2 separate regions of the Homo sapiens genome follow, and region 1 is linked to region 2. A link is a contact called in ENCODE Hi-C or POLR2A ChIA-PET data. All regions are on one chromosome and are shown on one strand. The core of a region is the stretch at or near the end of the contact, and the rest is flanking DNA. Distances in the headings are between cores, read along the strand shown. Region 1 has its middle 180 kb from the start of RASGEF1B. Region 2 has its middle 90 kb from the start of RASGEF1B.

Region 1 (2,700 bases), core at 101-2,600, 89 kb after region 2:
CTTACTGATTTGTAGAAATTCTTTTAAAATATATTGTGAACAATAGTACTTTATCTATTATTTACAAATATTACAAATTTCTTCTCCCTGTCAATGGCTTCTGTTTTAACATTGTTTATGAGTAACTAGTTACTAATTAAATACAGAAGCCAAAAGAAGTAAGCACAGACTCTGGACTTGGCACTATTACATGAACCCTTCAATAAGCTAAAAGATGAAAAAATTAAGACTCAAAAACAAAGTTGTAACTAGAGGAACCAACGTTTAAAGTTGCATCTGGAAACCACAAATCTAGTGTTCTCCACAAACCAACACACTTTCTCATGTGTTCCCTCTTGCAGAAACATTGTAAAGCCTTATCACTCACTGTTAAAATGTGCAAAGATAGAATTTATGGCATCAGAAATATTTAGGAAAGCTTGCTAAAAAGCCAGAGATTTTTATTTTTTAAAACTGGGATTAGTCATAGAAATATGCATTGTAAACAAGCTTCCCAGGTGATAATGATACAGCCTGCCAGTGAGCCAGACTTTGAAGACACTCTTGACAGACAGTTGAGAAACCAGAGCTCTTACTGAAGCTGGTGGGGGCCCATAGAAAGTCTGGGTGTTCCAGCTGCCAGGGCAAATATTTGATGTGCCTCCCTCCTGCTGATCTAGAGACTCCATGAGGTTAGGGATATGCCTCTTCTGTTTACTCCCAGCATCTAGCACAGTGCCCAACTCGGTAAATACTTGTTGAATGAGGAAATGCTCTACTTAACACATTCTGTAAGCCACTGCCCCTGGCTAGGAAGAGTCTTAGGAAATCCCGCACCTAGCCTCAAATTCTCAACTTATCTCTCCTGTTAAAAGGGAGATAGGCACCAATGATTCATTCCACATGCCAAGTGCTCTTGGCCTCAGTTATTGACCCTCTGGACTGACAATTGTCATCCAAAAGTACATATCATGAAAACAAATGATCCTAATTATGGTTGTATCTATAAAATGACAGTCAATTCAGTAGAGAAGCAAATTTATCTAACTCTTTACTATGTGAAAGCAAATACCCACAGTTTCTTTGTAAGCTAATGCTCAAAAGGTACTTATTAGTTCCCCTTTCCATACCTCTCTTTTCACCTTATCCTGGTTCCATAAAGTAGAACAAGTTCCTAAGGGCCCCATAACTAATGAGTTCTCTTTGAGGAAAGCATGATTCATTGAGCCTAAGCTTTTAGCCCTGACAATTACCTGCATCCAGTTTAAACCACCCCTGTCTTTAATCACAACTGTCAGCATTTTCCTTCCTCTATGCTTTAGTCATACACTGTTGAGAAGATCAGTGGGTCTTCTCTCCAAGGCAGGCCAGCAATGATGCCTTTAAGCTAGATAAGAACGTACCATGGCAGATCTGGCTGTGATGCAATGTTCAGAGATGTTTAGCAGGGAAGAAAAAAAAAGTCAGCATGTCTGAGAGCTTTGTCACCTCCAACCAGTTCCAGTTCCTTAAAGGAGTAGATATCTCTGAATATTCTCAAAAGGTGTAATGAAGAGAGGCCCAGAGAAGTATATCTGAGTGAAAAGTAGGATACAGTCATGAGGGGATGCAGTTCAGGGAGGTTCTCACTTATCTTCGATATTTTTATTTTTAGAAATAACATTAAAATTATTTTAAGTATAAAGATGTCAAAACTCCTTATAGGCTTAATCAAGAAACTCACGGAAATGTTACTGAAAGATAGAATGAAGTCATCTTCTCCATAGCTAGAGGAGGTGATACTGGGACGCTTATTTTCTCATTCCTAAAGTGTGGTGAGATCAGTGGCATGAGCTGCAGGTGGCAGCTGAACAGAGGTGGGCGGAATATCTTCTCTGGAGGAGGGTATGGAATTCATTCTCTCTCTTCCACAGGCCAGCAGCCAAGCACAACCCTCTTCTGATCTTCAGAACAATTGGCTTCTCTTCAATTCTTCCCTGGAAGAGGCAGACTGAAGGGGGATCCACATAGAACTGTTGTTTGGGCCTCCTGCACTGTGGGTGTGTGTGGGAGACACTTACAAGCATAATGCACACAGAGTATAGGAATTTATTGGCTGGTTTCATCAACTGACTGTAGTTTCTACAGCTCAGATGAACCAAACCCATTTTTTTGCCTGAAAAGTTATATATAGCCTCCTGAAAATGTTTTAAGACATGTAATTCTGATTAATTTGCACCTGACTCATAAAACCATTTTTCCTATGAGCTTAGTATTATATGATAATTACTTTCTGATCTTTTTAAAGCTCTTGGCCATGGAAACAGGAAGTGGGAAAACAAACTGGAAAATAAAAAAGTTCAAATTTAGGGCAAAATCCAAGAGTCACGAAAATTCTGGCACTATGTATTTTCTGATCTTGACATCACAAATAACCAGTTTTGCCACAGTTGTTTTGAGAAGAAATAAAGACTAGAGTTAAAACAAAGTGTCTGTGGGAGAAAAAAAAATCATATCCCAATTGTTTCCTTATCTTTTTTACACATAAACTAGTGTTTGATGGGAAAAAACAAGATGGAAAAATGACTCTTGGTCTTCTTATGACAGGTTGATTCATACTCCTCATGTCTCAAAAGCTTCAAGCTTCTCAAGCCTCTCTCCCATGATCCAATCTTTCTCACCTATTATTTGCTTCTCCCCTCTCCCCACAAGTGCAGGTATGTGAGTGTGTGTATATGGGTG
Region 2 (2,700 bases), core at 104-2,603:
AATTTATATTTTTAGTTCTGGAGTACATGTGCAGGATGTACAGGTTTGTTACATAGGTAAACATGTGCCATGGAAGTCTGCTGCACCTATCAACCCGTCATCTAGGTTTTAAGCCCAGCATGCATTAGCTATTTTTCCTAATGCTCTCCCTCCCCCAACCCCACCCCCAACAGGCCCCAGTGTGTGTTGTTTCCCTCCCTGTGTCCATGTGTTCTTATTGTTCAGCTCCCACTTATGAGTGAGAACATGCCATGTTTGGTTCTCTGTTGCTGTGTTAGTTTGCTGAGGATAACGGCTTCCAGCTTCATCCATGTCCCTCCCTGTAAAGGACATGATCTCATTCTATTTTACGGCTGCATAGTATTCCATGGTGTATATGTATCACATTTTCCTTATCCAGTATATTGATAGGCATTTCTATTGATTCCATGTCTTTGCTATTGTGAATAGTGCTGCAATGAACTTACACATGCATATATCTTCTTAATAGAATGATTTATATTTCTTTGGGTATATACCCAATAATGGAATTGTTGGTTCAAATGATATTTCTGGTTCCAGATCTTTGAGGAATAGCCACACCATCTTCCACAATGGTTTAACTAAGTTACATTCCCACCAACAGTGTAAAAGTGCTCATACTTCTCCACAACCTTGCCACCATCTGTCGTTTCTTGACTTTTTAAAAATCACCGTTCTGACTGGCGTAGATATACGTACAAGCATACATTCACATATGGGAGTCCTGGATCATGGTTTAGGATGCATTTCTTTTGTGGGTTATAATCAAAAAAGATTCAAAAATGCTAATCTAGGCCCAGCCTTGGAGGGCTCTGTGGCTATTAAACAGCTTGAAGCATAAGCAACCATGTAGAAAGATGCCGAATTTGGGGCAATGTCTTTGCAGGAGCACCATGTCCATAACCATACCAAAAACATGCTTGGCAAAATAGAGAGGTGCTTTGGATTGCCTTGAACTAGCTACTCATTAAGAAGTATTTGGTGACTCTGTTCTCTTTACAAGCCATCTGTATTGCCAGTCTCATTTGACAGCCTTTCTACTCAAAGGCCCCTAATTATTTAATTACTAATAGTAAGTTGATAGGAATTTATAACAAAAAATTTCAATTGACCTCTGATAGTAGGTGACAACATTTATTTCTATTATAAGAAAATTCCTTGGGAAATTCTACTTTGAAATTTGGACTCAGATGTTTAATACCTTTTAGGCAGTACATTCACCTAAGGAAGGTATTGTTTGAGGAAGCAGACATTGTTAAATACCTTTCCTTCCAAATTACTCAGAATGATAAAGAGCTAGGTCCCCTTGCAGGCATATACATTCACTTGGTGTTTCCTATATTGCCTGGAGTTTCTGCTTTCACTTCTATTTCAAGCATCCTTCCTGTACGTAAAAACAGGGGGTTCCTACAAAGGAGGAAATGAAACCAGCAGCTGTAATCATGAAAATGAGAAAGTATTTTTTCCCTCCAACCTGTATAAATGGTGGAGTCTATGTCATAACTGAAGAATATTCTTCCTATATCAGCTTTTTCAGATCAACATTCTAATGTTGACTCTCTTTGAGATTCTAACCAGGAGTAGCACCTTGTGCTTATCTACAGCCTCCTCATGGAACCAAATCATTTCATTTTACAAATGAAGAAACTGAGGCCTAGGTAAGCTTGTCACTAGCCCAAGTTCAGAAAACCTGTTACTGGGAGATCTGACATGGTGAAAGTGTTCCACAGCAGACTGGTTATATTACACTAACTTATTGCATTTAGACTCTTTTTCAAGGATGCCTTAAATCTTTGAGAGAAGTGTAATACCTGACTCAGGTATTTTAAATCTATTATTGAGTCTCCACATGGAAGTTTCTCCTCTTACTGAAAATCATGCTAGATGGGTACAACTAATAAATCCTAATACATTTAATAAGTGATATAATATGACCTTAAATTCCTTGCTATAGTTTCCATGTACTTCAGAAACAGAGGAATAAAAGCTATATTTTCTTTCTCAAGATATCTGTGAGGAAGATCAATGGTGAGTAGATTTCCCTCTAGTATGGACATTCTGTGAACAAAATTCTCTTTATCCATTTGGATGCCATGAAGTAATATATTACCAATAAATATAAAAACAATACACCTGGTTTAAGTATAAGGCTTGAATCACTGCTACTTCAAAAGGAGTCGAAGGATTTTATTTATAGGTTGGAGAATACAGGAGATTCAGAAAAGGAATAGCCTTTTAAAAATCATTATTTCGAATGAGAAAAGGAAGACAAAGTTTAAAATAAGCAAGATGAGAGAGAAAAAACTTTTTGACATCTGAGTAAACAAAACAACCTCAGATGTCTTTGATTAGTGTTTTCACACAGGGTGCTGTCAAGAAAGTTTCCATCCAAATGAATTCTATTTTTTAGTTCATATCTTTGTAAAATACATCTTGCTAGAAAAATGAATTTATCTTGTATAATTTATACAATATGGTTAAAACTGACAAAAGAAAATAAAATATTAAGGCAAAATTAAAACAATCTGGTAAAAAAAATTATGTTCAAATATCAAATACATAAATTCACAAAATAAGTGGAAAAATCTAAATACACTGATATGTACAATGACCAATAAATATACACATTGACATATACCCTTTCAATATACTAGGCAATAATTGAGCTCTTAATGGAGA

Evidence for each region. A loop is a pair of places that touch in the nucleus more often than their neighbours do. ChIA-PET counts read pairs that join two places held with the same protein, here RNA polymerase II (POLR2A). Pooled maps may share reads with other maps.
Region 1: a map of OCI-LY7 shows a loop between it and region 2 (2.5-fold over the local background). The contact joins two enhancer-like sites. A Hi-C loop is called at or near these places in 2 of 168 maps with a recorded cell type or tissue (OCI-LY7 and naive thymus-derived CD4-positive, alpha-beta T cell), 15 of 37 single-sample maps with no recorded cell type and 11 of 50 pooled maps. POLR2A ChIA-PET finds 5 or more read pairs at or near these places in 2 of 52 experiments (activated CD4-positive, alpha-beta T cell and activated T-cell).

What each region holds. Positions count from the first base shown.
Region 1 is chr4:81,650,346-81,653,045 of GRCh38, forward strand. No RefSeq gene overlaps it. Among named protein-coding and RNA genes, the nearest start is that of RASGEF1B, 180 kb to the left of the region's middle. Within about 2 kb of position 1,351, at least 4 of the 41 ENCODE cell types and tissues checked have a DNase peak (open chromatin) inside an H3K27ac peak, as active enhancers do; they include OCI-LY7, where a contact is called at or near this core.
Region 2 is chr4:81,560,903-81,563,602 of GRCh38, forward strand. No RefSeq gene overlaps it. Among named protein-coding and RNA genes, the nearest start is that of RASGEF1B, 90 kb to the left of the region's middle. RefSeq lists an enhancer at 1,633-1,802. Within about 2 kb of position 1,354, at least 6 of the 41 ENCODE cell types and tissues checked have a DNase peak (open chromatin) inside an H3K27ac peak, as active enhancers do; they include OCI-LY7, where a contact is called at or near this core.